Linked DNA regions of Homo sapiens: all the other regions are linked to region 1. Evidence: chromatin loops called from intact Hi-C (ENCODE). Cell type or tissue: dorsolateral prefrontal cortex. All regions are shown on one strand. Region 1 overlaps TBXAS1 (thromboxane A synthase 1). Region 2 has its middle 20 kb from the start of HIPK2. Region 3 overlaps HIPK2 (homeodomain interacting protein kinase 2). Region 4 overlaps HIPK2 (homeodomain interacting protein kinase 2).

Region 1 (8,000 bases):
TAGTGGTTACATTTCAGAATATTAGCAAGGAAGGGAGAAGAAACTGGGGAGGAGCCTGCAGTTAGAGTAAATAGAAGAAACTAGGATGTCAACAGGCTGCTTTTCAACTGATTCACTGTTAAAATTTTAGGCAGTGTGAACAACCTGTCTGTCAAACTGTTTGCAATATCTACTAAAGCTGAACATACACATCCCTCATGACCCGGCAGTGCCATGCCCAGATGTACACCCAACAGAAACCTGTACTCTGTTCACCAAAAGCCATAAACAAGAATGTTCATAAGGCTTTATTCATAATGGCCCCCAACCTGGGAACAACTCAAATGTCCATTGACAAGGAAAAGGATGGATAAATCGGGGCAGCTCACCCAATGGAGCACCAAATCATGAGGATGAACACACCACAACACACAACATGGGTGACTGTCACAGACATGAAACTGAGCAAAAGAAGGCAGACCGAAAAGCCTGCATGGAAATATTTCATTTATAGGAAGTTCAAGACAAAGAGGCAAAAGTAATCTCTCGTGTTAGAAGTCAAGACAGTGGTTACTACTGAGGGGCATGTGACCGGGAGAGGCCACGGGTGTGCTTCCAAGTGCTGGAAGGTTCTGTCTTGGTCTAAGTGCTGGTTACACAGGAATGCTTACAGTGTGAAAATTCATTGAGCTCTAAGTTTGTGTTTGTGTCATATTTTTCCATATGCGTGTTATTCTTCCATAAAATGTACAAGAGGAAAGGAAGGGAGGGAAGGCTGGAGGGAGGGAAGGTAAGACCAGGTAGGCCCAGGTAATGGAAAAGGCTTGGAATTTGAAGACCTGGATTCAGTTCCAACTCTACCATTAACTGGCCGTGCGACCTGGGACAAGTCACTTCACCTCTCCAAATATCTGGTTTTTTTTCATCTATAAAATAGACAATAAAAGCTGCTCTACCTACCTCACAGTGTGGTTGTGAAGACCAAATGGTATAATGGATGTAAAAATCCATTGGTGAGCAATAAAGTGTTTCACAAGGCAAAACACTATTATTATTCTAGATCTCTGCAGACAGCAATTTCTGCAGCAGGTCAGCACTGTCAGTGAAGCTCAGCCCAGAGCCATCATGGAGAAGACTGATGCCCCGTGGGTTGTGTGTTTGTGTGCGCACGCAGCCTGGTTTATGTTTTTTCATTACATCTCTGCACCTAATCCCTTAATGGCCTGGGCCTCAGAGTACAAAAACACCTGGAAAAATCTCTGTGTTTTTATGAGACGGGTTCTGTCCCCTTCTAAAGCAGGTATAAATAGATGCCATGTACACTCTCTTAATTACTTTTTCTCGAGTATGGATGAATTTCAACATCTAAATCTGCCAAATTATTGAAGCTAGCACAGAGAACTTTCTGGGCATTGGCCAGGGAAGCCAGCAATGTGGATGGAAAGATTTATCACCCCCTCTCATAACCAAACCTCCATCGTATCTCCCTGCAAGCCTTGAAACTGCTCACTGGACCCACTCAGACAACAGAGCTATGGGATCTAGAAGGTGAAATGTCAGAGCTCAGAGAACCTCAGCTCCCTCCCAACCTTGCCATAAGAACTCAGGGCTGGCCGGGCGCCATGGCTTACGCCTATAATCCCAGCACTTTGGGAGGCCGAGGTGGGTGAATCACCTGAGGTCAGGAGTTCAAGACCAGCCTGGCCAACATGGTAAAACCCCGTCTCTATAAAAATACAATAACTACGTGGGCATGGTGGTGAGCGCCTGTAATTCCAGCTACTTGGGAGGCTGACGCATGAGACTCGCTTGAACCCGGGAGGTGGAGGTTGCAGTGAGCCGAGATTGTACCATTGCACTCCAGCCTGGGGGATAGAGCAAGACTCTGTCTCCAAAAAACCAGTTGCAAGGGTGAGGGGCTTTGCCTCTGGTTTATGGTCAGAAGGGCAAAGCGAAGGTCACCCCATTTTCCACGGCTTGGTTTCATATTATAGTCCCACGGTCCCTGGAGAATCAGAGTGAATGGAAATCTTTATTCTTCATATGGCTGTATTGCCCCAAGCTGTCCTCGTGCTTAAGGGATTTCCAGCTCCGGCTTCTAGAGGGCAAGGGCCAGCATCACTTGGCCTACTTCTTAGTATAAGACCAAGTCTAGTGACAGCTGGGTAGGCATAACTACTACAGATGCTGCTGTTCCTACTGCTCTGAAGAAGAAAACTGAAGCCACCTCTGCTTCTATTTCCTTTAACAACATAGAAAAATGATAATTTTTCTATTAGGTCCGTGAATCTCCAGGAAAAATCTTTGTGAAAGCAATGACATTTTTATTTTCTTTTTCTCATTTATACTCCAGATGACATCTGCACACACACCCAGTGTGTGGCGTATGTGTAGGTGTGTGACTGTGTGTGTGTGTCTAGCTTTCAGAGAAAATGATACACAAAATGATAAATATAGAAAAGAGATTAATAGGAGAGGGCAGTACTGTTATTTCCTACATAAAAGGATTTATCGATAGATTGCCCATAGAGTTAGTTCCCTAAACCATCAGGTTAATCTATTGTATTTAAATGTATTTAAATATTGGGCCAGGCAGAGTGGCTCATGCCTGTGATCCCAGTACTTTAGGAGGCTGAGACTGGAGGATCACTGGAGTCCAGGAGTTCAACACAAGCCTGGGCAACATAGTGAGATGTCCCCGCATCTCTACAAACAAACAAAAAACAATTAGACAGGCATGGTGGCTTGCACCTGTAGTCCCAGTTACTCTGGCGGCTGAGGCAGGAGGATCGCTTGAGCCCAGGAGTTCAAGGCTGCAGTGAGCTATGACAGCACCACTGCACTGTAGCCTGGGCCACAGAGCAAGAAAATAAACAAACACATATTGGTTTCTAGATCCTAAACTATATGATGGAAAGACTAAGAGACCAAGAATCTTAGGAATAAAATTAGAAGTTACTGCCCATTGAAAATCAACTACATATGAAAAAGTCTCCCCCAAAATGAAGAAACTCTGGTTTGAGAATGTAAATCACTAGGTAAAGATTCTGTTTATTTTATTTCCATGTTTCCCAATATTTAATTTTCAACCCTCTAAGAGCAGTTATTTTATAAAATAAGTCCCAGCTGAAATGAATTTGATAGGATTTTAGAATTTCTTTCTCCCTTAACACATCCTATTAGCCTAGTTCAATAGAGAGAGCAGAGCGCCTCATGTTGAAATAAGCTTTCCCGCCACTGAATGTGTTCAAACAGAAATATCACCTGCTTAGGAGGTACTTTCCAGTTGCCAAAGACTTCCACCTTCATCTTCTTGTTCACTCTACTCTGCAAGATGGGTGGGACAGCATTACAGACGAGGGGTCCTGTAGATACTGTCCTGACGACTGGCCCAAGGCCATGGCTAAGGGTTACAGACCCGGAACAGAACCCTGCCCTTTGCCTCCCTTGTGGGACCCAAAGCCAGGCCAAGGTCAAGGGGAGGCGCTGCAGGGGGGGCTTCCTCATTGGGTGTGGACAGCAAAGGTTGATTTTGAGATTTCCCCCCAGCTCTAATTCTCAGTAATTTGGCCTTTGAAACAGGAGGCAGAGAGAACCCTGGGGGATGGCTTTTCATGTTATCTTTTGGAAACATAGAAGCTTCAGGTGCTTCCTGGCTTGAAATAAGAGAATATTCTGCTCAGTCCCCCACATTTTTGAGACACTCCAGGCCCAGCAGACCCACAGCACCCTCACTAGCTGTTGGTAACGTTGGTGCCTGGATGTACTGACAGAGGACCAGGTGTGCCAAGGGCCTGTCACCCAGGCTGTAGTGCAGTGGCACTATCTCGGCTCACCGCAACCTCTACCTCCCAGGCTCGAGCAATTTTCCTGCCTCAGCCTCCCAAGTAGCTGGGATTACAGGCGCCCACCACCATACCTGGCTATTTTTCTATTTTGAGTAGAGATGGGATTTCACCATGTTGCCCAGGTTGGTCTCGAACTCCTGGCCTCAAGTGACACCCCCTGCCTTGGCCTCCCAAAGTGCTGAGATTATGGGCGTGAGCCACCGTGACTGGCCGATAAGAATTCTTTTCTAAACATGACCACAATACCATTATCAACTAAAACCAAAATGAATGTTCATTCCTTGAGAGCATCAAATATCCTGTTGGATTCACAGTTCCCTGATTGATTCATATTTGTTTTAGGTTGGTTGCAGCAGCCTCTGAACAAGGCCATCCACTTTTCACTGGCTTATTCTCACTCATCCTAAAAATCTCAGCCTGGACATTGTCGCTTCCTCCTCACAGAGTCCCTGATCCCAAATGTGGGAGATGTGTGTCTCTCATCTGTTCTCCCATCTCACCCTTATCCACTTGTTTGCATCCTGATAGACTGGAAGCTCCGAGAGGCTAGGACATGTCCGTGCATTTTAAAGTTACGTCTCCCGGGCCTAGCACAGTGCCTGGTGAATCATGCTCGCCAATTCCATATGTATTCCTTGAATATGTAAATGAAGGATCTCCTAAACAGAACTGGTTTTGCATTCCTCGTAAGCACATTCGATAACACTTTACACATCCATGTCATGATTTGTTTAGGAATCGGTTTCCTCAATGGACAGAGCCTCCTTGGACCCCCAGCACCTGGTCCCGCACCTGACCCATCCAAGGTGCCCGCTGAGGAACTGCTGAATGAAAGAGGACTTATAATAAATTCTATGTTGAGACTTTGGGTTCACAGGCCTTCCTCTCTGGGCCTCATTTTTCTCCTCTCTGTCAAGGAAGGATGGCTGGGAGGATTTCCAAGGTCCTTTCCCGGGACGGGGAGTCCTCATTTAGCATGCGCTTGTTGCCCTCTGCTGGCAGAATTTGCTCAGGACCGTTCTGTCCCTGCTATTCCTGAAAGCTGCAGACAAAGCCAGCAACTGCTGGGTGGACCAGCCAGTGAGTGGGATAGGGACTTGAGTTTTGTTGTCTCGCTGGTTCGACTAAGACATGGAGGTGTGTGCGTCCTTCTGCCTCATCCGTTCATTCCTCAGGTGTGGAGAAGCGCTAGGGTAGGTCTCAGACAGACAGTCGGAAAGACCTATGCCCCTGAGTGCACATTAGGACAGCCAGGGGGCTAAAAAGGGAGAGCTGGTGCCCAGGCCCCACCTCAGACCAACACTGGGGAGTAGGGCCCAAGCATCCATCTATACTAAAACATATAAAAATCTGGCTGTTTCTGGCTGGGCGCGGTGGCTCACACCTGTAATCCCAGCACTTTGGGAGGCCGAGGCAGGCGGATTGCCTGAGGTCAGGAGTTCGAGACCAGCCTGACCAACACGGTGAAACCTCATCTCTACTGAAAATACAAAAATTAGCCGGGCGTGGTGGTGGGTGCCTGTAATCCCAGCTACTCGGGAGGCTGAGGCAGAAGAATTGCTTGAACCCAGGAGGCAGAGGTTGCAGTGAGCCGAGACCGGGCCATTGTACTCCAGCCTGGGCAACAAGAGCGAAACTCCGTCTCAAAAAAAAAAAAAAAAAAGCTGGCTGTTTCTAACATGCAGCCACATGGAGAACTGCTGAACCAAGATGGTCTTTACATACGTATCTTTTTGTTTGTTTGTCTGTTTGTTTGAGATGGAGTTTTGCTCTTGATGCCTAGGCTGTGATCTCAGCTCACTGCAACCTCCACCTCCCGGTTCAAGCGATTCTCCTGCCTCAGCCTCCAGGGTGGCTGGGGTTACAGGCACCCACCACCATGCCCAGCTAATTTTTTGTACTTTTAGTAGAGACAGGGTTTCATCATGTTGGCCAGGCTGGTCTTGAACTCCTCACCTCAGGTGATCCACCCACCTCGGCCTCCCAAAGTGCTGGGATTACAGGCGTGAGCCACCGCACCTGGCCTACATGTGCATCTTGATCTAAAAGCCTAGAAGCACAGTTAAAAAGAGAAAAGCCTATCTAGGGAAAGAGTAAAGACTTTGATTTTCTAATACAAAATTCGCTTAGCCTATCTTTAAAAATTTTCTTTCTTTGACAAACCGTGACAACTTACAAGCCATACAGTTTTCTTCGGGGAACCAACACCATTTACCCATTAGGGATGCTGCTTCCAGATCCAGTTTTTCTTTTTGAGATATAGTTCCCTATTTTTGTGTACCGCACCTCTGTTTCTTGTTTGATACATGCATATTCCTGCATTTGTTAAGATTCGTTTGGTTGCAGACAATGGAATTCAGAATGTTGCTAACTTCAGCTGCAAGTGAGAACTTGTTGGAAGGGACCAAGATGCCACCCACAGGGTTACCTGCCAGGAGCAGATGGCAACAGGAACTGGAACTCCATGGGGCACCGAGAAATGGTCTCTCTGTCCTTTGCTTCTGCTTTGTTGTATACATCTGATTCATTTCTTCTTTCTTGAGGCCAACTGCTGTTTTCTGCTCATTAATCCACAAGGCCGAATGTGGCCAACAATGGGTCTCCACTTCCCTGTGTTCAATCGCCACCTGCTGGAGAAAAACTTTTTTCTTTGTCCCAGATCGAAATTTCCAGACTGGCCCCTTTGGGCCAGTCAATCTTGGCCTGCAGGGCTGGCTACAGGATCTGTGAGGCCCAGTGAGAAATAAAAGCGTGGTAGCCTTTATTCCCAAAGCAGGGGGACGTGTCCATCGTGGTACTCAGCGAGCTTCTTTGTTTCTTCTGCAGTCTCTTTTTCGACTTGTCATGGTGCTTTTTATTTTCCATTTACTGTTGTTCTAAGTAAAGAAAACTCAATGTTAAATTATTAGCAAGCATTTTACCATTCATCTTTATATCAAACAATGCCAGTTTTAAATGTAAATTTCAGAGCGTTTAACTTATATGCAGAACCACTGAAATTACACAATTGGTGTTTGTGACTTGTTGGCCAGAAGAGACAAACACAAACCAAACTCATAAAGATTGGAAGCAGGAAGACAAGTTGCCTCCAGGTTTGCCCAACGGGGATGTTCTTTCAGGCCTGGACATACTGGATGAGCGGGGGGAGTCCAGACCCTTCCAGGCATCCAAGGGCCCTGTCAGCCACCAGACACATGCACTGAGACCCAGCCAGGGAGGCAGGATCTAGGGAAATTGGTCCAGCTGTCTCCCCTTTCCACAGCCTTCCCCAGCCAGCCACAGCAGACTAACCTCCAAGGATCTCTAAACCTCTGTGCTATGACACCCTCAGTACCTGGGCTAGGGGTGGGCAGAGGTTTGCCCCCATCGAGAAACAGCCTCCGGCCGGCCCCGCCACATACACTGTGTGCTGCCAGCCTAGGGCAGGGACGGCCACCACCATGCCAACCCGAGATGCTGCAGGGTGCATGCACCCTATCCTGGCCCTCTCTGTGCCTGTACCCAGGACCCTGTGAAGTGTGGACAGCAACAGTGGCCATAGGTCAGGGCAGAAAGGGGGAAGCCAGGTGGAGAGCACAGGCAGCTGAGAGCTGGTCGTGGGAGGCAGCCACAGGTGGAGCCATGCATAAGCCAGGCTTCCAAAGCACAGATTCAAAGATAAAGTTACGTCCGGGTGCAGTGGCTCACGCCTGTAACTCCAGCACTTTGGAAGGCCGAGGCAGGCGGATCACTTGAGGTCAGAAGTTGGAGACCAACCTGGCCAACATGGTGAAACCCCATCTCTACTAAAAATACAAAAGTTAGCCAGGCATGGTGGCAGATGCCTGTAATCCCAGCTATTTGAGAGGCTGAAGCAGGAGAATCACTTGAACCCGGGAGGTGGAGGATGCAGTGAGCCGAGATCACACCACTGCACTCCAGCTTGGGCGACAGAAAAAGACTCTGTCTCAAAAAAAAAATAAATAAATAAAAGATAAAGTTATGAAGACTCTCAAGACAGCGCCACAGAGGATTAACCCCCGCACAGAGCCCTTTTCATTGGTCACTTGCTCAGCCAGCTGCCCCAGTGGCCTGTGATGGGAGTGGGAAGTGTGGGGTTGGGTGATAACCTTCTAAAGTTAGAACCGTTCCCAGAAATGCAGACGGGAGAGCTTTGGGAAAACCATCCAAACC
Region 2 (8,000 bases), 200 kb before region 1:
TTCTCCTACCTCAGCTCCCAAGTAGCTAGGATTACAGGCATGCACCACCATGCTGGCTAATTTTTGTATTTTCAGTAGAGATGAGGTTTCACCATGTTGGCCAGGCTGGTCTCAAACTCCTGACCTCAAGCAATCCATCTACCTTGGCCTCCCAAAGTGCTGGTATTACAGGCATCAGCCACCACACCCAGCCAACACTTTCTATATGGGATGAACAAGACATTTTGTGCTTTATAATCCCAGTGTAGATATCTTCTGGACTTTGAAGAACTTCCCTTTTCTAGCCAATCTTCTGTCTTCTCCCTTTCTTTTTTTTTTTTATTATACTTTAAGTTTTAAGGTACATGTGCACATTGTGCAGGTTAGTTACATATGTATACATGTGCCATGCTGATGCACTGCACCCACTAACTCGTCATCTAGCATTAGGTATGTCTCCCAATGCTATCCCTCCCCCCTCCCCCCACCCCACAACAGTCCCCAGAGTGTGATATTCCCCTTCCTGTGTCCATGTGATCTCATTGTTCAATTCCCACCTATGAGTGAGAATATGCGGTGTTTGGTTTTTTGTTCTTGTGATAGTTTACTGAGAATGATGTTTTCCAGTTTCATCCATGTCCCTACAAAGGACATGAACTCATCATTTTTTATGGCTGCATAGTATTCCATGGTGTATATGTGCCACATTTTCTTAATCCAGTCTATCATTGTTGGACATTTGTGTTGGTTCCAAGTCTTTGCTATTGTGAATAATGCCGCAATAAACATACGTGTGCATGTGTCTTTATAGCAGCATGATTTATAGTCCTTTGGGTATATACCCAGTAATGGGATGGCTGGGTCAAATGGTATTTCCAGTTCTAGATCCCTGAGGAATCGCCACACTGACTTCCACAATGGTTGAACTAGTTTACAGTCCCACCAACAGTGTAAAAGTGTTCCTATTTCTCCACATCCTCTCCAGCACCTGTTGTTTCCTGACTTTTTAATGATTGCCATTCTAACTGGTGTGAGATGGTATCTCATTGTGGTTTTGATTTGCATTTCTCTGATGGCCAGTGATGATGAGCATTTTTTCATGTGTTTTTTGGCTGCATAAATGTCTCCTTTTGAGAAGTGTCTGTTCATGTCCTTCGCCCACTTTTTGATGGGGTTGTTTGTTTTTTTCTTGTAAATTTGTTTGAGTTCATTGTAGATTCTGGATATTAGCCCTTTGTCAGATGAGTAGGTTGCGAAAATTTTCTCCCATTTTGTAGGTTGCCTGTTCACTCTGATGGTAGTTTCTTTTGCTGTGCAGAAGCTCTTTAGTTTAATTAGATCCCATTTGTCAATTTTGTCTTTTGTTGCCATTGCTTTTGGTGTTTTAGACATGAAGTCCTTGCCCATGCCTATGTCCTGAATGGTAATGCCTAGGTTTTCTTCTAGGGTTTTTATGGTTTTAGGTCTAACGTTTAAGTCTTTAATCCATCTTGAATTGATTTTTGTATAAGGTGTAAGGAAGGGATCCAGTTTCAGCTTTCCCTTTCTTAACTCAAAGTAGACCTGTTCCTCCTCACTGTTTCACCACCCCGCCTCCCTTTCACACCTCTCCTGGTTCTGTCCACTCCTCTGCCTACGTAACCAGGCCCTACTACCACCCTTCTGTTTTCAGGCCAAGCCCTACCTCCTTCACAAGCTCTTCTCCAGTTACAAATGCAACTGATTATCATTTGCACCCCTCTTCATCTCTGCAGTAGTTCTTAATTTCGTGGGGGGCATATTATATACCCTTAAGAATGTGATGAATGCCTTGGACCCTGGACACATATACACAAAAAATATGTGTCTAATCTCAGGGGATCATGTTCCCCTGAAAACATTGCTTTTCTAGATCACATTTGTTTAGAACAAACCATATACTTCACTGCCTTAAAATATACTTTTATATCATTTTGCCTAATATATATCTTCATAATTAGACTAACCTTGAGGAGAAAGCTGTTGTAGAATTTTTTGGTATCCTCATAGAACTTGGTTAAATGTAGAGCACATAGCGGTATTTAATGGAAAAGGAATGAATAAACCAACTAGGGTTCATCTATGCAATGGCATAGCATTCAGTGATAAAAATAAGCTATCAAGCCACAGAAAGACATGGAGGGGCCTTAAATGCATACTGCACTGTGAAACAAGCCAATCCAAAAAGGCTGCATACTGTGTGATTCCAACTATGATATTCTGGCATAGGCAAGACTATGGAGACATGAAGAAGACAGTGGTTTCCCAGGATCTGGGGGAGACAGAGGGGATGAACACGTGGAGCACAGATGATTTTCAGGCCAGTGAAACTATCCTGTCTGGTACTGCAATGGTGGATGCATGTCATTAAACATTTGTCAAAACTCATAAAATGTACAACACAAAGAGTGAACCTTGATGTAAACTATGGTCTTGAGTTAATGATAACATATCAATATTGGCTCATTGATTGTCATAAATGTACCACATTAATGTAAGATGTTAATGATAGAGGAAACTGGAAGGAGGGCCAGGTTTATATGGAAATGCTGTTTTCTGCTCATTTTTCTAAAAATGTAAAACAGCTCTTAAAAAATAAAGTCTATTAATCTAAAAAAAGAAGAGAAGTTTCCGATTTTGGCTGCAGCCTCTAATGACCATTGGGATAAAGAAGAGGCAATGCCTTAATACAATGCATGTATTTTAACTTTTTGAAAATTGTATCCGTCATTGTTAAGCTCAGTTAAACTTGCGCTTGACATGTCGACACAATGTCCATTTTTAAATGAACTAACAGAATTGGTAAGATATGCTCTCATGATAGAGACTCAGCCAATTCTAATGTCAATGAAAGGCTCCACATTTAATGTACACGTTTCAACATGAAGAAAATCCATTAAAATATAATTAGCGAGTTTTACACATAAATAGAAAGAAGGCCTACCTAGACCTTGCTGCCATTTAAAAGAGTTCTTTCTTCTTTGTCTGTTTTTGTATTTTTCACAGAAGCTTTGAGGAAGAGCCATAACTACCTGGAGCAGAATGATTATTTGGAGCCACAGAAAATCATTTTAGGGAGCAGTGGGTCCAGGTTCAGTGTTGTGTGTTCAACTCGGAAAGAACACAGTTGGGTGGCTGACCGGGTTACTTCTCCCCTGTGGCTCTGCTTGCATTGGTCATTGAGGTCAGGCAGGGGTTTGGCCACAGTGTTAGCCATTGGCCCTGCATTGATCCTCACATAGTAACATCTTGTTTGGTTATTAAAGTGACTGAATTGTTGGAATGAAGCATTGCAAAGTCTTGTTATTCCATCCATCTTCACAAAGACTATAAACTAACTTCACCATGTAGTGACTCAGCTGGTTGGCTAGAAAGTACCTTGTAAGATGGCCTATTCTGCCAACATTTCCTATCCCAAACAAATCTCCCAACTCTCACCAACTCTTTACATTCCTGTGTAGTCTTTAGGGTGAGGGGCTGGGAGTGGGATGGAGGAAAAGGTAGACGAATGAAGTAAAGGGTCAGTGCACAGGCAGTAAGTACTGCTGACCACTGTAATGTCCACTCACAGCTGAGATACAGTGTTCAAACTTCCCTCAAAAAAGCCACACTGCCCTCAGAGTGACTCCTTGGACCCCAGCCATGGATCTGGCCACAGCATTCATTTGATTCCATGCATTACCTCCTTGAATAATTATAAAAATTATGTTTTCCAAATAGAACAAAGAGATGCTTCCTGAAATTCTTCTCCTTGGAACACTCATGATATGCATTCAAAGTGCTTAGCCTGGGGGTCGCCATTGTGTACACACAATAAATCTTAGTGTATCAAGAATTCAGGCAGTCATGAAGCTCAAATGACAAGAATTTTTATTTTTATTTTTTTTAACAGACAGAAGTCAGGGAGGGCAGTCATTGCTTAGACAATGAGATTCAAGCAAGTGCTGTTCTAAATCTCTGAGCTCTGTAGGGGAGAAGATGGATGAAGCAGGCAGCTTGAAGAGGGAGACACGCCAGCCAGAAGGAAAAGAAAGAAGCCGGTGAAGCAGGAAGAGAAGAAAACACGAAAGGGTAGGAAGATGAGAAATGGATGCCAAGGAGAGGGAGAAAGAGATTGTCAGCAAGGGAGGCGAACCGAGGAGAAAACAGGGAGATTCCCGCATGGGTGGAGCCAAGTTTCCACTGTGCTGTGAGCAGAGGAAGCCAGGTGTATTGTTCCTGAAACTACGTTATTAACTGCCTAACATATGGCTCACAAGGTACACGTGGAAGCGAGAGCAGGAAACAAAATGCAAGTCAGCTGGGCTAACGCTGAAAAATAGTGATCTGTGTCAGTTTTGAGAAGTGTGAGAATAGAAACCTTCTATGCAGGAGATCAGCATCTTTGTCTGTTTCCTACACCGAGGCTCAAAGAGAACATTTGCTCCCAAACCATGGTAGTTCTGTTTCAGATAAAGTTGTCTCATACCAACCATAATTCATGTTCCTGATCGTGACCCTGAAGCACAAGAACCCAAGGAAGCTTCGGAATTTTCAAAGAAAAATGAATTACGTAGAGTGGTGTGACCAGCAAATGCAGTTTGAATTTTAAGTGTGTATTCTAATTTTTTAGAAGATTCTGATTCCGTGTGTGAAAGATTGAATTACCCTCCATTTTCTAGGATGTGGCCCATTTGCCAGCCAGTCTGGACCTCAGATCTTAGTTCTGGTTCTGTAACTTCAGTTGCCTGCCAGACATTTCCATCTGGGAGCCCTGTCCTCACTCTGAAACATTCTCAGAACCAGCCTCCTTCTCCACCTGCCGTCAGACATTAGCACCATTCCTCTCCCATTGTCACCTTTGATTGTCTCTTCTTTACTTCCATACACTGCTTTTTTTTTTTTTTTTTTCCGACAGTCTCACTCTGCCACCCAGAGTATAGTGGTGCAATCCCTGGTCACTGCAGCTTCCACTTCCTGGGCTCAAGCAGTCCTCTCACCTTAGCCTCCCGAGAAGCTGACACCACAGGTGCACGCCATCAAGCCCAGCTAATTTTTTTTTTTTTTGAGACAGTCTCACTTTGTTGCCCAGGCTGGAGTGTAGTGGCACAATCTCGGCTCACTGCAAACTCTGCTTCCCGGGTTCAAGCAATTCTCCTGCCTCAGCCTCCCCCAAGTAGCTGGGACTATAGGCGCACGCTGCCATGCTGGCTAATTTTTTGTATTCTAGTAGAGATGGGGTTTCAGCGTGTTGCCCAGGTTGGTCTTGAACTTCTGAGCTCAGGCAATCTGCCTGCCTCGGCCTCCCAAGTGCTAGGACTACACCATGCCTGGCCTAATTTTTAAATTTTTTTGTAGAGATGGGTTTTTGTCATGTTGCTCAGGCTAGTCTTGAACTTCTGAGCTCAAAAGATACACCCCCCTTTGGCTTCCCAAAGTGCTGGAATTACAGGCATGAGCCACCACGCCCAGCCCAATATGCTGCCAAATTTTTCTTCAAATGATTTCCTAGTTCCTTCCTTGCCATTCTTGCTGCCCTGAATTAAGCCCAGGTCCTCATTTATTGGCTTCCCACTTGACTCCTTCTATTTTAGCCAGCACACATGTTGTAGAACAACTTCCTTAATGTGGCTTTCACTTGGCTTCTGACTCAGAGTGTATGAGGTCTCCTAATTTCCTAGGGCAGTAGGCCTGGCCCTACCCCACAAGCCTCATTACCGTTTTATCTGCCCATATCCCATCACCCTCTATCCACATCTTGTTATCCAGTGGAGAGTTTCCACTTCTAGGTTCCAAGCCAGAAATGTGTGGATCATTCTGTCTTCCCTCACTTCCTTAAACAACCCGTCGGCAAGTCCCACAGACTGGATCTCCAGAGTTTCCCTGTAGCTCTTTTCTCCATGCTCACCACCCTAGTTTAGGGCAATGCCACCCTTTATTGAGACTCTGGAAGAACCTCCTGACAGTTCCTGCTCCCCTCTGGCCCCGTCAATCCATTTTCTACACAGTGGCCCAGAATGTTTAAAAATGCAAATCAGGTTGTATCATGCCTCCAGTGGCTTCTCATTGCACCTAGGGTAAAATCCAAGATCCTTATAGTAGCTTCCAAGGTCCTGCATGGCTTATCCTCTCCCTCCCTCCTCGAAGACCTCAATGCACCTGACTGAACTGATCTCAGCACGTTTCCACCTCTGGCCAGGCTCTCTACCTAATGACCCTCCTCCCTGCTTTTTGATCCATTCCACCTCTCATCTCCTAGGTCTTGGCTTAAATATCTTCAGAGAAGCCCTTCTGGACTTCCTTCAGTAGTGTCATTCCCACTTCCCGCCACTATTCTTATTACCTGTTTATTTCCTTCATACCTTTTTATCATTTGCAATGATTGTGTTTGTTTCCTCATCTTTTTTCTGCCTCCCCCAGACCTGAAGCTCCGAAAGACCCCGGAGTGTTTGTCTTGTTAACCATCGTTTCTCCAGCTGTCCACGCAATGGTCAATATGTTAGCTATTATAATTACTATTTTAATATTACTGTTTCTTGATGATTTCAGACTCTTTGGATAGAATATTCTCCCTTCTATCTGAGAGTGTTTGTGACCTTCTCATATTTCCTCATGTCCTCTGGAATCCTGACCTAAATTTTTAGTCTTTTCCTATCAGTTATCAATTGCTTACTTGTTGTTTTCATGTTTAAAAACTCATTCAACTCCATCCAAACTTTCTTCTTCTTCTTACAAAATAGTTTATAGCTAACTATATTTCCTTACTCTCATTTGTTCCTTCCCTGTATTCAGTGTCTCCCCATCAATATCTTTTATTACTCCAGAATAATTTCAGAAACAGTTTGAGACAGTTTTAAAAATAATGCCGCTGGCATTTTACTAGGGATGACATTAACCTTATCAGTTAGTTTGAGGGAAATCAGTATCTTTGCAATATCAAAACTCTTCCTAATCAAGGACAGACCACATTTTTCCATTTATGTGTTTTTAAATAAAATAATGTTTTCTTTGTATTGGCTTTTTAACATTATTGTTAAATTCCCCTTCAACATTTAACTGTTTCACTACAATATGTCTAAATCTAGGTCTGTTTTTTATTAATTTGGGCTAACATATGATGAGCTTTGATCTACAAATGCAGGTCTTGCTTCAACTTAAAAATATTTTCTTTTCTAATATCTTTAAATAGCTCTTCTGTTCTTTTTTTCTCTCTCCTTCAAAACTAGATTTCTATCACCTGTCTTTCTATGTCTAGACCTTGTTTCTGATAGTTTTGATCTCTTTGTCCTTTTTTTTTCTTTTTTGTGAGGCAGGTTCTTGCTCTGTCACCCAGGCTGGTGTGCAGTGGCACAACTCAGCTCACTGCAACCTCTGCCTCCCAGGCTCAAACAATCCTTCTACCTCAGCCTCCCAAGTAGCTGGGACCACAGGCACTTGCTACCATGCCCAGCTAATCTTTGTCCTTTTCTTTTGCATTACAGAATACAGTCCTATGCTTAGCTTTCTTTTCACTGATTGAATTATCTTCCATTGCCAGTTGTAACCACTGTGGTTGCTAAGTTTATTTACAATTCTTCCATGTCATTATTATTATTATTTGATACAGAGTCTCCTTTTGTCACCCAGGCTAGAGTGCAGTGGCCTGATATCTGCTCTCTGCAACCTCTGCCTCCCAGGTTCAAGCGATTCTTCTGCCTCAGCCTCCCAAGTAGGTGGGACTACAGATGCACGCCACTGTGTCTGGCTAATTTTTGTATTTTTAGTAGAGATGGGGTTTTACCACATTGGCCAGGTTGGTCTCAAACTCCTGACCTCAGATGATCCACCCACCTTGGCCTCCCAAAGTGCTGGGATTACAGGTGTGAGCCACCACGTCCAGTCACATTATTTTCTTAACTGTGTCAACTCTCTCATATCACTTTGTTGGCTTATCTCATTCTTACCTTTTATTTCATGGAGTCTGAGATTTTTATCTGTCCCTCCATCAAATGTAGTTTAAATATTGTTTTAAGTGTTGTTCAAAT
Region 3 (8,000 bases), 400 kb before region 1:
AGAGTTTCAGGATCTAAAGGACCTAACCTTGGTGACCAGTGGTTCAGTTTTCCTTCTTTCCTCCTCTGGAAAAAGAACATGACCATCAAAGTATTTGTGTGCATATAATTGCTAAAAACCTTAAAAATGATTTTTCTGGATTTTGCCTCGTGGAGCCTCATGGGAGGCGCATTAGTCTAAATTGTAATAGAAAATTTGGAAAAGTGCAAGAGTTTTGAAAAAGCACTCTTAAAAAGAGAACTTTTAATCTTAATTTTGATCAACTTGAAATTCCTTACTAAATTAACCAGTGTGATTTTTGGTAACTTTAGGGGAAAAATACTTTCTCCCCTCCCTATTAGATCCTCACTGACTCTGGCACAGGGTGAACATCTTTTACCTGAAATGCTTGGTCCAGAAGTGTTTCGGATTTTTGTTTTCAGATTTTGGAATATTTGCATATACATAATGAGATATATTGGGGATGAAACCCAAGTCTAAACACAAAATTCTTTTGTTTCATATACACCTTATACACATAGCCTGAGGTCATTTTATACATTATTTTATAATAATTTTCTGGATGAAACAAAGTTTTGACTGAGACCACATGTCAGGTGTGGAATTTTCCACTTACGGCATCATGTCAATCCTCAAAAAGTTCCGAATTTGGGACAATTTTGGAGTTCTGGATTAGGGATGCTCAACCTGTAGTATCTATGCAGTGAGAGACTAACAGCAATGTATAATGAAACTCAGACTTTTATATGTCTTTAGAGATTCTAGCACCTTCTAGCTAAAGGGATGGCAGTAAAATGAAAATAATTCAATAAAGGTGGATTTATTTTCCTATCTAGCTAGTGCCAGATACATTGCTTGCTCCTTCTAGGGACTGGTAATATGTTTCACTGATATGATTGTACCATTGTTTGTACTTACTATAAACCTATGTATTTGTCGTTGCTAATACATTACAATTTTAAGATTATGTTTTTCACTACCAATGGTTTTAGTATCTCCACTTGGCATTGTTAAGGAAAAGTATGCCTGGCCACATCACCAACAAGGGAGAGACTTCTGGTCTTTCAGACTGTTTTGCTAAGGCATTGGTCTTAAAAATAAGCAAATACATACCTTTCACTATAATTATATCGATCTTGAAATGTACTGGCAATGAGGCTTCATGAAGTCAGCTGGGTGGTGAGTAAACAAAAAGGAGGGACTTGCTAAACAGGTTGGGAGGCTAAGGGTTCTTACTGCCCCTACTCAGCCAAGGTGAACCACAAAGATGCTAAGCTCAGTCCTGGGACAGAGTAGTGCTCCATGTGACCTTGCTGGGCATGACAGCCCATGAGGATTGAGACAGTGGACTTTGTTGCCACCCAGTCTAATAATGACATGGGTGAGCTGTCACAAGGCTGCCAAACAAAAGCGTTCTGGAAAGCTGCCAATGATCTGAGATAAATTTCCCTGAGTTGTCAGAAATACCCAAATAAGGAATCTTGGAGGATGACAACTTCAGCCCTTGGATGAATTTTTGAATAAGAATGAAAAGAAAAAGGCCTAGTTTCTGGTATCTGCTTATATGAGGAAGCAGAAAACCAAAATCACTAGACATTTTGTATACCAGATTTCTCTTGATTGACTTATCGCAAATAAGCAATTAAGCACCTCAAAGCTGTGCCATTAGGAAGAGATGCAGGAGCAATCCTGTAGTCACACGATCTCTCTCTCTCTCTCTGGCTTGGAAATCTCCATTTTTTAAAAAGTCAGGTTTATTAAGGTATAACTGACATATAGCAACATTTCTCCCTTTGAAGTGTTTGATGAGTTTTGACAAATGCACAGTCATAACCCCCCCTACAATCCAGACTTAGAGCTTTTCCCCTCAGGATTCTTCGCAGTCAATCTCCTCCTCTCCTACTGGTCTCTGGCAAGCCCTAATCGGATCTCTGTCTCTATGTTTTGCCTTTTCCGAAATGCCATATAGATGGAATCATACAGCATGCAGCCTTTTGTTGACCTTGATTTTTTCAAAGTGTTCATTGAGATGAGAATGGATTTAAAGGGAATGGGAAAGATTTGTGTTCTGCTGGTTAGTGTCTGGGATTAAACAAGCTATTGCTTCTATTTAAGCAAGGTGCTAAATCAGTTAAACTTCTGATCTTAGATACAAAGAAAGCACATTTCTTTAGTATTTTTTAAAACATTTTTAAACAACTTCAACATTTTAAAATATTTTAAAACAATTATTATGGTAAATTGTTTCCAAAATGAAACTTCAGGTGAAGCTGAGTGTTCTCCAGACAAGTAGAAAGTGACAAAAGATAATTTGCTTCACCAAACTTTAGTCAGGCTTGTGAACCTTCTCCTAGGTCTAACTGTGCACTCTGCTGTACAATCTACTTTTGGCAAAAAACCTTGCTAAGTCAGTTTAGCAAGAACCCACCATCCCTGATATCTGATCACCCTCGATATCTGATGAGGTTCCTCATCCTCCAGGTGTGATATCTGATCACCCGGGCCTGTCATTAGCAAGAATCCTGTTAGGTCAGTTTAGGCAGAATCTCCCTTACCCCTGATGCTTCCTCTTAGTAACTTCCCATCCACCGACACCCCCCAACCCTGCCTTGGCTATAAATTTTCACTCGCCCACGCTGTATGGAGTTGAGCCCAATCTCTCTTGCCCACTGCAAGATTCCATTGCATCCATCCCTACACTATTACCACGGTCTTAAACCAAGTGCTTCCTGCAAACCCTAGGCCAAACCAGGTGGTACAGGATGTTTTGCTAGTCACTGCAGGAAGAGGAGTGCCCCCATCCCATGCAACTGTCCCATGTTCAGAGTGGGTGCTGATACTCCCTAAACTACATTTCTTTAGCACTCACATCCCCTGGGATTTCTCTTCCCTAGGGTGGCTCTCACCACCTACCTCACAGATGACTGGTGCTGCTTACTCTTCCGGGAGGAGGTGGTGCTGGTTGGCTGCTGCCGCATCACGTGGGCCACACCCACATTTAAGGGCTGTGCTGCTGGAAGGGTCACATGACCGGTCAATAGTGCAGGCTGCTGCATGATGGGATTATAATGGCTTCCGTGAGCATGCGTATTTCTGAAAGGCAACCGGGACAACAAGGTGCCTTAGAGGTGTTCTAAAAGTAGAGCTCCTCTATAAGATCAAGCTTCCTCCCCAATTAAACGCTGACTGCAGTTGGTTATCTCACTAGCTGTGCAGCTGCTGAAGGGATGAGCCTGGCCATGTGTGCTCAACGGGTGGGTTTCTTCTACTCATAAGGAGTAGGTGAAACATAACTGGCTGTGAGTGAGAAAGAGGACTTTCAAGTGGGAAGAATGCCAAGTACACCGGCTCCAAGTTTTTAAGTTCTAGGGACTGGAGATAAATATTCCCTCCAACTTTTAAAGTCCCTGAGCACCTAGGTGTTTATCCTGAACAATATTCTATTTTAGAATTTACAGGCCAGGTATGGTGGCTCACACCTGTAATCCCAGCACTCTGGGAGACCGAGGAGGGCAGACGGCTTGAGCTCAAGAGTTTGAGACCAGCCTGGGCAACATGGCAAAACCCCCTTTCTACCAGAAATACAAAAAATTAGCTGGGCATGGTGGGGTGCACCTATGGGCCCAGCTACTCGGGAGGCTGAGGTGGCAGGATCACTTAAGCCTGGGAGGCAGAGGTTGCATGAGCCGAGATTGTGCCACTGCACTCCAGCCTGGGTGACAGAGCGAGACACTGTCTCAAAAAAAAAAAAAAAGTTTCACCTTAATTTTATAAAAAAAATTTTTAAATGAAGAAAAAGCGGAATTTACACAGTGTCTTCAATGGGTTATTTTATTCCACTCTGTGACGTAGGCAGGATATCTTAGCAATACCATTTTATTAAAGAAGAAATTATACTTTACGTGAAAAACAAACTTTGAAGCCTGGGAGCCATATGCTTCTGGTGTTAGGAAGTGTTAATGTTCTTTTGAATTCCCTCAGTGGCTGGAACAATGCTCAGGCATATAGCAGCTGATCAATTAATTACACGCTTGCTGAATGAATAATTAGATTAACTGAAGGTTGACTAGACAAGTATAAAGTTGGTATTAAATCAAAATTAATAACAGTCATGATAGAAATACTGGCAGCCCTCATCCTAAAAACGGGTTATGTTTCACAATTCTTATAATTTGGGTTGTATGAAGCTTAAAGCCTTGTTTTCCCACAGAAATGTTAAAGGTGGTGACTGACTCAGAGATTGGCCCATAAGAGCTCATTTAACACATAATAAAATTCAAAGCTAAAGGATAATTCATTTGAATTTTAGAAAATTATAAGAACCTATTGTTGCAACATGGGGAAAAGGATGAACAGGAAAAAAGAAGTAGATGAACACTTTTGTAGGGATTTTGATAGCGCCTTTTGGGCATTTACATGGACTTTAGAAACTCATATTATGGCTTCTTTTTTTTTTTTTTTTTTTTTGAGATGGAGTCTCAGTCTGTTGCCCAGGCTGGAGTGCAGTGGTGCGATCTCGGCTCACTGCAACCTCTGCCTCCTGGGTTCAAGCGATTCTCCTGCCTCAGCCTCCCGAGTAGCTGGGATTACAGGCGTGCACTGCCACGCCCAGCTAATTTTTGTATTTTTAGTAGAGGCGGGGTTTCGCCATGCTGACCAGGCTGGTCTCAAACTCCTGACCTCAGGTGATCTGCCTGCCTTGGCTTCCCAAAGTGCTGGGATTACAGACGTGAGCCACTGCATCCGACCAAGAAACTGATATTATGGCTTCTTTATTTTGTTGTAGCTCTTTCTCCTGTAGACAGGTGGCACTCTTTCTCTTTTGAGTCAGGCCTAGCACTGGTACTTCTGTTTGTTAGCCACAATAATAGATGTTCTTTGGCTCACACATGAAATGGAGAGAGACCAGGAAGAGAGTATGCTGGCTTTAGATGTCTCCTGTGGTCACTAGGTAAGAGATGTCAAAACGAAAGGAAGGAGGGAGGAGGAATAAGAAAATATGTAGGAATTAGTAAGTGTATGTGTATTTCTGAAATTAGATGAGCTATAAATGCTGAAAGACAAAAGGGAAAAAAAGGAATATGTCATGTGTGTGGTCTTTTAGGAGAAAAAGGGGCGAGGGAAAAAAAAAAACCCAGTTGGTCAGACAGCTTTCCACTCGGCTGCTCCTAAGGAGCTGGAGGAGGAAAGGCAATCTTGCTGAGCATGGGCCGATGTGATAGTGGGGAGGGAAGATGACAGGTTTATTTAATGCCTGTCATGTACCGGGCACTGCGATGGTGCATGTTAAATATAGGCCAAGTGCTTTGTATTTTATCTTACTTTAAACCTCCCAACAATCCTGTGAAGCAGGCATTACTATCCCCACTTTATTGAAGAAGAAACTGAGGTGCATAAAGGTTAACTTGCCCCAGGTCATGCAGAGCCAGGATTGAACTCAGCTCTACATGGTTTGAGATGGAGTCTCACTCTGTTGCCCAGGCTGGAGTGGTGGCATGAGGGCGTTGCCAGAAGGGAAGTGAGTGGGACTGTGGGGAAGGGCCCAGGTACTCTGTACTGGGCAGAAAATGAACTGGAGGAATGGAGGAAGCTGCAGTAGGGGTCTGACTGGGGGCTTATATCACCACCTTTCTTCTTTTCTCGGAGAGATCTTAATTCACAATAGCCTTGTAGGTCAGAATAAGAACTGTGGGAGGTTCCCTGTGTGATATGGAGGCTGTCAGGGGGTTGAGGGGAGTGACCTGTCCTGATATTCGTGCAGAATGAGAGATAGCCCAATAGGGCCATGAGGAGTTGGGGACAACTTGGAGGGTTGCCATCTGGCTCTGCACTGGTGAAGGGGCCATTGTGGTGGTGTTCGGGGGAAGGTACAAGGGTATCTAGCCATAAAAATAACAGAGGAGCGCATCTGTGAGGAAATCATGAGTTGGGCAGGGTAGAGTTCTGGAAACAGATGCAGGGGGTATGCTGTGCTGGCAGGCAGTCAGGTGGACGCCTCTGGGGTGTGTGGGAAGTAGACTCTGATCTGTAAGATATGACTATTAACTGAAGAGGCACACTCAGCAAACATGCCAGCATTTACCCTTCCAAATAAACCCCATTCTGTCAAGCCATCCCGTGGGAGGTCAGATAGACTCCAGAGTACCCCCGTCTCAAACATCTTCAGAACACTTTCTAGAATTGCTTAGGGCTTTGGGGACCCTCTTCTGCATTCTTTCACTGGTGACAGACCTTTGTTTTCTGAACGTAGAATTTAATTCTGAGAAACTACCAAACATCATCCAGAACCAAGTCTGGTGAATTACACTGATGAGTAAATGACATAACTGAATTCTGGGTGGAAATGACAACCAAGCATAAATTAATGAAACTGATTTTCTTGTATCCTGGTATATTATTTAAAAATTGCTTCTTGTTACCCTGCACTCATAGTCCACACAATATTTTTAGAAGCTTTAAAAAGCTCTCTACAAACCGGGGAATTGAAGTACAGGCCAGCCTGGCAGCCCTGTGTTGGCAGTGGACGTGCCTCCCATCCCAGACACACCCACTCACCCTAGAGGGGTTTCCTGCTTACCTCCAGTCCGCCAGCTGCTGGGTGCCTGCCATGGTCTCGGGAATCACGGTGGCATGCTGCACTGATGTGTGGGTGGCCACTCCAGTCAGTTGCTGCCATGCTGGGGGAAGCAGGATCTGCTGGGTCCCACTTGGCCAAGCCTGCTGTAGAACACAGGACATGTGCAATGACCATGTTTGCTAATCACATAATTGATTTGCATGAACCCACACTTATTCTGTGCCTGGGGTTGTGCTAGACATTCTCATGGGTGTGAGAGTGAGGGCCTGGTCTCTGGCCTCAAAAACTAAAGTAAGGGGAGATAAACAATGAACATACAGGCCGGGTGCAGTGGCTCACGCCTGTAATCCTAGCACTTTGGGAGGCTGAGGAGAGCGGATCACGAGGTCAGGAGATCCAGACCATCCTGGCTAACACAGTGAAACCCCATCTCTACTAAAAATACAAAAAATTAGCTGGGCGTGGTAGCGGGCACCTGTAGTCCCAGCTACTTGGGAGGCTAAGGCAGGAGAATGGCATGAACCTGGGAGGTGGAGCTTGAAGAAGTGAGCCGAGATGGCGCCACTGCACTCCAGCCTGGGCGACAGAGCGAGACTCCGTCTCAAAAAAAAAAAAAAAAAAAAAAAAAAGAACATATATGAACTAAGTAGAAGATAATTAAGTACAGGGACACAGCTGTATGGAAGGGATTCATTCATGTTGAAGAATGATTTCTTTATAAATTTGCTCTAATGAGCAATGCTTGAAGTTTCTGAAAGTTTATTTATTTACTTGTTCTGTCCCACAACTATGTACAGGGGATTAGGGTAGTTGAGTTGAGCTAGATGAGGGTGACCGCTGGCCCTCAAGAAGCTTTCTGCCTAGTATCCTTTATTTAACATTTTACCTTTGATTTATCAATTAGAATCTAGGTTCCAGCTTGTGTTATCTTCTGAATCTAAGTTTACACAATTCTAAGATCACCAAATATCTGGAACCTACATCTGAGAGCAAGCAAGTATGAAGTAAAATTCTTAGCTGTGACTATAGCTTAATTGAGAATTACTTTGATTTCTCAAAGCAAAAATGAGAGAGAGGCGGAAGTCACTGCTTGAACCTAATTTTTCTAAGAAATCTAAAATGAACGTTTGTGATTCTTCCTTGATAGATTCACTGGTGTGTGTGTGTGTGTGTGTGTGTGTGTATGTTGTGTTTTAAGCTCTTTTAATCCATGATCACTATTCTGCTTGTCTTTGGTCATTAGATGATTCAGACTGAATACCACTGCCTAAAGTTGGACACTTAAAGCATAGTCACTAAGGTAAAATACCTTTTGGACAGATCAAATATTTAAAGGTTTGATATCTTAGCCATCTCTCTTTCTATCAGAGTGGATGTGACTAACATTGGGTAATTTATCGAATGCAGTGCTTCACAAACTGTG
Region 4 (8,000 bases), 380 kb before region 1:
CAGCACTGTCTACAAGAGGTTTTGCCTCTAGAAGTTACAAGGACCAGGGAATACATAGGAAGAAACCACGAAGATATCTTGGACACAAATAGAATTTCAAGTAGGGTGTGTATGGATGTCACATTTGATAAAAAGGACAAAGTCTTATTTTACATATGTTTTCTATACTTAGATTTTGTGCTAAATTTCATTGCAAAGCAAATTGATTTGTTTGAAAATAATCACGAAATTGAGTGGCACAGATGTCTGATTTTAAGCCACATATTTTAAAGTGGGTGTGCTTTTGCAGCGTCGCATAGTCTGCTTGGGACACGTGTGTACATATGTGGGCATCAGTGTCTGTGTTTTGTCAGATGACATGACTTGTATTTCCTGTTTTCTCCATATCGCGATCTCTTCCGGAGGCTTCTTCCCCCTCAACCCTCCACATTCCCCATGGTCTGCTCATATCTAGACTCCCCCCAGCCCTTAGCCCCTGTGGGTGTCCCTGCTGGGGGTCCTGGCACCTGTATCCTCTAGGTTCCCAAACTTCTGCTCGGTGGTTCCACTTTCTTGCCAGCCACTGCTCCTGCTGCTGCTTCCTTCCTGATGTCCCTGGAATCCACTGACTCTTTTCAGTTGTGACTTCCTGGTGCCTGGGACCTATAAGGCCCTGACTAGAAATGTTCTGGTCTCTACTTCCCTTCCAGCCTTCTTGAGCACAGAGGGTAGATCATTCTTTCCACAAGACACCTTTGTGCATGTCAGCACCCCTGCTCCAAAATCCCAATTACAGCTTGATGAACATGGTATGCGCCTGGTCTAGTGCCCTGTTTTCCCTGGTTTGGCCAACCTTACCTTCTAGACTTATCTCCCTCTGCTCTCCACTCTTCTGACACCAAGATTAGTTTACTCATTGTTTTCCAAGCATACTGTGAGCACAGGCCTTTCCCTTCATACAAGCTCTCTGACCCATAGCATTCTCTCCAAGCCTTTGGGCTTTAAGGCCTAGCCTGGGTCCCACATGCCCCATTGTGAAACCCTTTCAGACACCATTAATGGAAATGAATTGCTCCTTCCTTTGCTATCACACAGTACAATATAGCCTTCTAGCCCAGCTCCTGTTACAATCTGCCTTACAGTACAGTTGGTCTTTCCAGCCTAAAGTCTCCTGGGAGGGAGGGGCTGTGTCTTAGTGGTGTTTTCCTCCAGCCTGCAGTGGTCTCTCCTTCCTCTCGATTCTGTAACACATAATCTGTTTGTCTACCTGGCCCCTAGTACATGCTATTCTGCATTTTGATTAAACTATTTTTGCTTACAGCCTGTCTCACCATGGAGACCATGAGCTCCTTGAGAGGCTGAATCTTCCAGCTCTGTAGACTCAAGGACAAATGGCACTTGTGTCCTGATATGGACCCAGTCTCCAGTGTGACCATCAGACATGCATAAGGTTTTCCCCTAGTTTCGAACCCTGCTTAAGGACCAGTTGAAGAAGCCCATGTGAGGGCAACAAAAAGTTTTCTACTTCTGTATATCCTCCTTTAGCTCTCAGAAAGGTAGCTAGCCTATCACTTGCCAGAGAGGAGCACACAGAGAACTGGGAAGAGCTCTTGCAGCTGACAGATAGTAATAACAAGAAAAAACAAGTTAAAAAAAATCAGAGACTGGGGTCTTGCTATGTTGCCCAGGCTGGACTTGAACTCCTGACTCAAGTGGTCCTCCCACTTCAGCCTTCCAAATAGCTAGGATTACAGGTGTGCACCACTGTGCCTAGTGAAAAAGCAAGTTTATTGATGACACAGGTTTTCCAAAAATGGAAGAAGTGATTCCTGGAAGCAGTTGTAGTAGACGTTCAAATGGTTCCAGAAGGAAGGGGTTTGAGCTTGGTCTATAAACTCAAATTCAAATTCTTGGTAGAAGGCTAGGTCCAAATAATAGAATTCCACGGAAATGTTAGAGAAGTTGCTGATCCACATGATAAACAAGGAATAGCTGAGAGAAGACTTATTATTCAACATGTTACCAACTGGGTAACCTGAAAGTTTTAGAAAGTAGAGGAAGTCAGCTGCCTTGAGACTTAACGGGTTATGAATTATTGACCCAGCTTCCTTGAGACCTAAAAGATTGTAGATTCATGATCATTTGGGAAATGGTTCTTTGGTTAGTCTACTGGATATATGTTAAAGGTAGCAAGAGATTCTTTAAGTAGTTTAATGTCCTTCAACTTCTAACATAAAACTATGCATATATTGTATTGCTTCTAAATATCTAAATGGGCAAACAGCTCCAAGGAGCTCATGTAGAAAGCTAGCTACTAGAACCAGCAATGAACAGAAGAAGTCTTGTTGGATTTAAAGAGCAGACATCACCTAGGAAAGGCATTTGGGGACCTCCATAAGACTTACTTAAGACTTACTTATGCTGCTGTGTATGTATATTTTAAGAGTCCAGACTCTGAAGCCAGATTGCTGGCTGCAAAGCCTAAGCCCACCTCTCATGAACGAGCAAGGGCCTTGGGTAAGAGAATTAATCACTCGGTGCCTCAGTTTCCTCCTCTAAAATGGAAATGATAATAATAAAACCTATCTCACAACGTTGCTGGGAGGATTAAGAGTTATGGTACGCTTAGTAAAGCCTGGCACATAATAAGTGTTAGCTATTAGTAATGATGTTATTTAATAACAACAGTATCAGTGGAGGGAAAGCATGCCTTAGTGCTTAAGGCTAGGTGTGTCCTGAGTAATTTTTTTTTCCTGATGTATTCAAAAGTAGGGAGTAGTAGAATCCAATGCAAGAGAACAGAAATCCTGTTCTTGGACCCTTTGCTTTTGTGGGATGTCATTTTCCCTTACCCACGACTCTGGCCCAAGCATCACACTAAGTTACCAGCTACTCCTACTTCACCCCAGTCCCAAGCCAGATCTGGATGGTCTCAGTGCCGTGGAGAAGACGGGTGTTCTTATTTGACAACTGCCTTTTGATGAGCAACCCTTTTAGTTTTGCAGAGTCTTTGCGACACCCTTTGGAGTGGATATGCTGGCTGTCATATCACCAGCAAGATGGCGGTGGCCCCCCACCCCGCGTCTGGTCAGGGACCACAGTTCTCCAGCCTGGCAGAAAGACATCCATGGGAAGGACAGCCTGCTGGGGAGACTCCACTTGACATGACGCCTGCATTGGAGGGGTGCTCCTTCCTCCTGTTTCACAGATGCCTTTGATACCTGATGGGGCAGATGTTAGATGGGGACAGGTAGTTTGGGGTTAGGGAGTTAAGACCAGGTGCCTCATGAGGGCTGGTGGGAGAAACAAATGTCTTCAAGGAGGTAATGAACAAAACCATGCTGATTTTTGTCAAGAAGCTCACAGGTCTGGCTATGGATGCTTTAGCCTTAGGGCTGGGCAAGGTTAGTTTTCGGACTCCCAACAGCTCTTTCACCCTAAGGAGAGCTTCAAGAATGCAAACGGCCCCCAGAGGGCAGCAGATACCAGGTGGTGTCTCCTAGAATTTGGGCAAAGGGAGATGGCAGGCTGGGAAGAAAAGCTAGGCCTGAGCAGGCCAATGTGCCACAAGGATGGCCTAGGGGAAAAGGGTGGGAAGGGGAGCGGCTGAAAAGCAGGGGGCAGTGACTCTTCAGTGACAGGAGGGACCTTTCAAAAAGAATGGACATAAGGTATTCACATTTCAGGTACACACACATCCACACAGAAGTCTTTTCATTCCAGATTGATATTAAGAACAAAAATCTGGGGGCCCTTCTTTAGGGGAACTAGGAGGATTGAAAGATGGGAGTAGGAGTTACAGTTTCTTAGACACTAGAGGCAGTCTCAGCTCAGACTTGGAGATTATTCATTCAATAAATATTGCCTGGGTGTCATCCAAGTTTCAAGCAGTATGTTAGCTGCTCCTTCTGCCAATTTCCTGGAAATCTGTGGGAAGAAAACCTTAGCTTCCTGATCCCATTTAGTTCCAGCTGCTGGGATTCTGGTGACAGGCTGATGAACTGATTTTCTCCATGACTCGGAGAAAGGACAGGGTTTATCTGTCCCAAAAGGAGATCAGGTAGATCCAGCCATGTGGGGACGAGGGGAAGGGCCTGAACTGGGTGATTCCCTGAGTCCTTCCCAGTTCTAGAATCTTTATTTTTTTTAGATTAAATCCATGTTTCCATGATCTTTTTCTTTGTTTTTTGAGACGGGGTCTCACTCTGTCCCCTAGGCTGGAGTGCAATGACATAATCATAGTTCACTGTAGCCCTGAAGTCCTGGGCTCAAGCACTTCTCTCACCTCTGCCTCCTGAGTAGCTGAGACTATAGGCATGCACCACCATACCCAGCTAATTTTTTGTATTTTCTGTAGAGATGGCGTCTCACTGTGTTGCCCAGGCTACTCTTGAACTTCCTGGCTTTAAGTGATCCTCCCACCCTGAACTCCCAAAGTGCTGGGGTTATAGGCATGAGCCACTGTGCCTGGCCAGTTCTAGAATTCTTTACCAGGCACATATCAGGCATAAAAGGATCATAGCACCCCCTTCCCCCTATTCCCACATCAGGACAGAGGAAAGCAGTAAGGGGAACCATCTCAGAAAGAATGGCCCTCACCAGTCCTTTCTGGGACCTGTCAATGGGGCCAGAAGTCAACACAAAATGTGCCTGGGTCCCTCAAAGGAAATAACCTTGGATGCAAATACTTTGTTTAGTTGTTGAACATGACAGCAGGAATTTTGCCTCCTGACTAGGTATGATGGAAAATACAAGTCCTGAGGCTCACACTGTGCAGCCCCGCCTCTCCTTCCCTTCTGTTTCCCACTTACCTGGTTGTGGACAGTGGTCAGCTGGTTGTTAAAGGTCATGGTCAGGTTGGTGGACGTGCTGGGGGCCACGTGCGTGATGAAAGGGGTTTTGCTCTGGTTCACCGTGTCATACATATTCACCCGACGCTTGCAGATCTCCATGTTCTGGAAACATGATTTGACGCTGTTCATGCAAAAGGCAGAGGCATATTGAGACATAAGGGGAGGGGAAGAGGGTAACGTGGGATGAAGGGGAGAAAACAAAGGAAAGGAGAGAAGGGTTAATTCAGTAAACAGGACAAGCAGGGAAACTAAACTTTAGGTCTAAGTTTCTTGGATTGCTTGTGCAAAGCCTGTGCATTTGCAACAGGCACGGTTATTCAGATGAATTTTCTCCAGTGCCCTACTACCCTTTCTCCATATAGGTTCTATATATCACAACAAAACTGACTGCTCACACTGCATTCTCACATCAGGTCCACCTGCAGCATCACTGCTCATTCTCAACTCTCAGCCTGGTTTCTGGCCCACAAACCAATGTATAAGCTCTCTGAATGGGAACATTAACTAGTCACTTATAACCCGCCTCCACCTTTCCCAAAGACAACCCTTGTAGTCACCTGCTTCAGCTACCCTGGGTCACCAGCACCACCTAGGGGACGGCCAAGGAACTCTCCAACCCAGTATGGTGACCCTATTGCCACACTTTCTCCCACAGGGGTTGTGCAGGTAGGTAATGGAAACAGTAATAATACTAATAATTAATAATAGTGGTTAACATTTATTAGTGTCCTAATAATAATACTCTGCAACCTCTCACTCGGTCCGGCAACATCCATAAGACGGAGACATGATTCTCGTCCCTACTTCACGAGTAAGGCTGAAGCTTAGGGAGGTAGGGAGTTTGCCAAGGATAGGTAATCACTGGCTACCTTCGTGTATACACATACGTCCTCTTTCACCAACTTCAGCCTTCATTTTCTTGTCTAAGTCTTGTCCAGCTACATGAAATAGAAATTTTCTCCTTTTCTTCCCCCATTGCATCTGTGTATCAAAACAAAACCCCAACTACAAAAGTAAAGTATAAAAGTGGTGCTGAAACCAGCATCAGGGAAAAGGAAAGCCACAAGTGGCTTCAGCCACCCAAATTCTTGAAAATCGACCAAAAAGTGTCCTTCAGAATTTATACAGCGCTTCTCATTCATTTCTTGTAGTTAAACTTACTTTTCCTCAAATGCTAATATTCAAGATAATAAAATCCCTTTTAGTCTGGGTGGGGTGGCTCACGCCTTAATCCCAGCACTTTGGGAGGTCAAGGTGGGTGGAGTCCAAGAGCTCAAGACCAGCTTGGACAACATAGGGAGATCCTATTCTCTACAAAAAAAATATAAAAATTAGCTGGCTGTGGTGGCACGTGCGCATGGTCCCAGCTACTTAGGAGGCTGAGGTCGGAGAATCACTTGAGCCTGTGAGGTCGAGGCTACAGTGAGTCATGATTAGGCCTCTATATTCCAGTCTGGGTGACAGGGTGAGACCCTGTCTCAGGAAAAAAAAAAAAAAAAAAATTAAAAGAAAAAGAAAAAAAACTCATTTAATTTTCAACTCAAAATGTCTATTTTAATTATAAAAAATGTAATAACTGAATGAGTAAAATAAAAGTTTTCTACTATTTTAGGATTACAAACGTGTACTACTTCAGTACTCTGTGGGTATGCTATCTTTGGGGCTAAGCAGGTGTCTGTGGGCTATTCCCAAACATCCTGTGAAAAATGCATTCCAAGTTTCAAATGACTGACTGAGACGCGACTTAGAGAGTCCTACTTCTTTCTAAGATTCTGACCACTTACACTGGCTGCGTCATGCACACGACATAACCATTTACGGACTGATGATGCTGAAGAGAAAAGAAAACATATTCTGCGGTATCCAGTAGGTAAAAATACTCCTAATAATGCTGTTAATGCCAGTGTGTTTTCAGCTCCTACTAAGTACCAAGGTCTTGTGCGTGGAGGCTGCAGCATAAAACCAATGCATTTTATATTCTTTTTGGAATGGGCTTAAAGCATTTGGTTTCGTGACAATTCAACACAAAATTTCCATACCCCTTCAGAATTTTCCAACTGAAATATTTCAAGTTTTGGGTTTTAGGAAAGGGCAAGTCCTTTCACTTTAGGTTTATAAGAAGATTGGTTTTTTAAAAATTGTGCACTGGAATCCTGGTATGGAGAAAGGAGTGGGGTCTGTTTCACCTAGTAATCCAGTAGCTGTGGCTCAGCTCCCAGGGCAGGGGCGCTACAGCTGCATGGGCCTGGAGATTTATCCTTGCCCTGGAGTTCTTCAAGGTTTTCCCAGCAAGTTCTAGAGAACTTTAGGGATCAGGCCTACTTTCAGGCAAGCCTAGGTGTGTTCAGAGACCCACCTTTCCTTCTTAGGCTAATTTCTGAGTTCTGACTTGTCAGTGCCCCTCTTGGGTCCCAGATGAAGTTCTGAATTGGTTGCTGATGCTCACGGTCTCCATGTGACCAAGCCGTGAAACACTCTACTGATTCTTCCTTACAGAACCCAGAGGTGGAAGGACTCTGAGGTCATTAAAGCCCCAGGCTTTATGGGGGTGACTATCTGACTGTTTTGGTGCAGACGGCTAAGAGGACCTCTGTAGAGGGCACCCCTATCCTCAGTCTCCTATCCGTAGCTGTTTCTCAGTCATCCCATTTTACCCGTGATATCAAAAGACTGAAATCATGGGAGCCCTATCCAGTAAATTGCCAAGTCTGCTTTTCTTCTTCTTGTGGTACAGATGGACAGCTCTGTGGCTGACCCCTATGGCACTCAGAAACAGGACAAATCCAGGCCAGGCACGGTGGCTCACGCCTGTAATCCCAGCACTTTGGGAGGCCGAGGCGGGCAGATCACCTGAGGTCAGGAGCTCGAGACCAGCCTGGCCAACATGGGGAAACCCTGTCTCTATTAAAAATACAAAAATTAGTCGGGTGTGGTGCGTGTGCCTGCAGTTCCAGCTACTCGGGAGGCTGAGGCAGGAGAATCGCTTGAACCTGGGAGGTGGAAGCTGCAGTGACGCAGTGAGCAAAGATCGTACTGCTGCACTCCAACCTGTGCAACAGAGTGAGACTCTACTTCAAAAAAAAAAAAAAAAAAAAAGAAAAAAAGGACAAATCCCATAACAAGAGTAGGGGAGGGATGGGTCCAGATTCCTTTGTACCGGAGTTCAGT

Evidence for each region. Peaks named below come from ENCODE experiments on the same cell type or tissue, not always from the same donor. Only the 100,000 strongest peaks of a DNase experiment are listed, where the experiment ranks them.
Region 2: it touches region 1 in a loop (4-fold over the local background); 13 of 110 quality-filtered maps call a loop at or near these places.
Region 3: it touches region 1 in a loop (4-fold over the local background); 71 of 110 quality-filtered maps call a loop at or near these places.
Region 4: a loop joins it to region 1, with 5 times the contacts of the local background. A loop is called at or near these places in 79 of 110 quality-filtered maps.

The regions. Positions count from the first base shown.
Region 1 is chr7:139,997,653-140,005,652 of GRCh38, forward strand. The region is part of intron 9 of TBXAS1 (thromboxane A synthase 1); the gene reads left to right. Among named protein-coding and RNA genes, the nearest start is that of PARP12, 61 kb to the right of the region's middle. RefSeq lists a silencer at 424-624 and an enhancer at 4,971-5,030. In dorsolateral prefrontal cortex, CTCF peaks have their summits at 4,818 (motif pointing left), 5,018 and 6,426 (motif pointing left); a DNase peak (open chromatin) is centred at 4,819; H3K27ac peaks cover 1,153 bases.
Region 2 is chr7:139,794,207-139,802,206 of GRCh38, forward strand. It overlaps a transcript of TBXAS1 not described here. Among named protein-coding and RNA genes, the nearest start is that of HIPK2, 20 kb to the left of the region's middle. In dorsolateral prefrontal cortex, a CTCF peak has its summit at 4,887; no DNase peak of the experiment used is centred here.
Region 3 is chr7:139,597,504-139,605,503 of GRCh38, forward strand. HIPK2 (homeodomain interacting protein kinase 2) reads right to left here. Exons shown (of 15, transcript NM_022740.5): 10 at 6,578-6,720; 11 at 2,914-3,093. The region is part of intron 2 of LOC105375530 (a long non-coding RNA gene); the gene reads left to right. Among named protein-coding and RNA genes, the nearest start is that of CLEC2L, 78 kb to the left of the region's middle. In dorsolateral prefrontal cortex, a CTCF peak has its summit at 4,791; no DNase peak of the experiment used is centred here; H3K27ac peaks cover 3,582 bases.
Region 4 is chr7:139,615,611-139,623,610 of GRCh38, forward strand. It overlaps HIPK2 (homeodomain interacting protein kinase 2), which reads right to left. Exons shown (of 15, transcript NM_022740.5): 7 at 4,791-4,953. Among named protein-coding and RNA genes, the nearest start is that of CLEC2L, 96 kb to the left of the region's middle. RefSeq lists an enhancer at 5,281-5,340. In dorsolateral prefrontal cortex, CTCF peaks have their summits at 3,467 (motif pointing right) and 5,429 (motif pointing left); DNase peaks (open chromatin) are centred at 3,471 and 5,424; H3K27ac peaks cover 1,998 bases.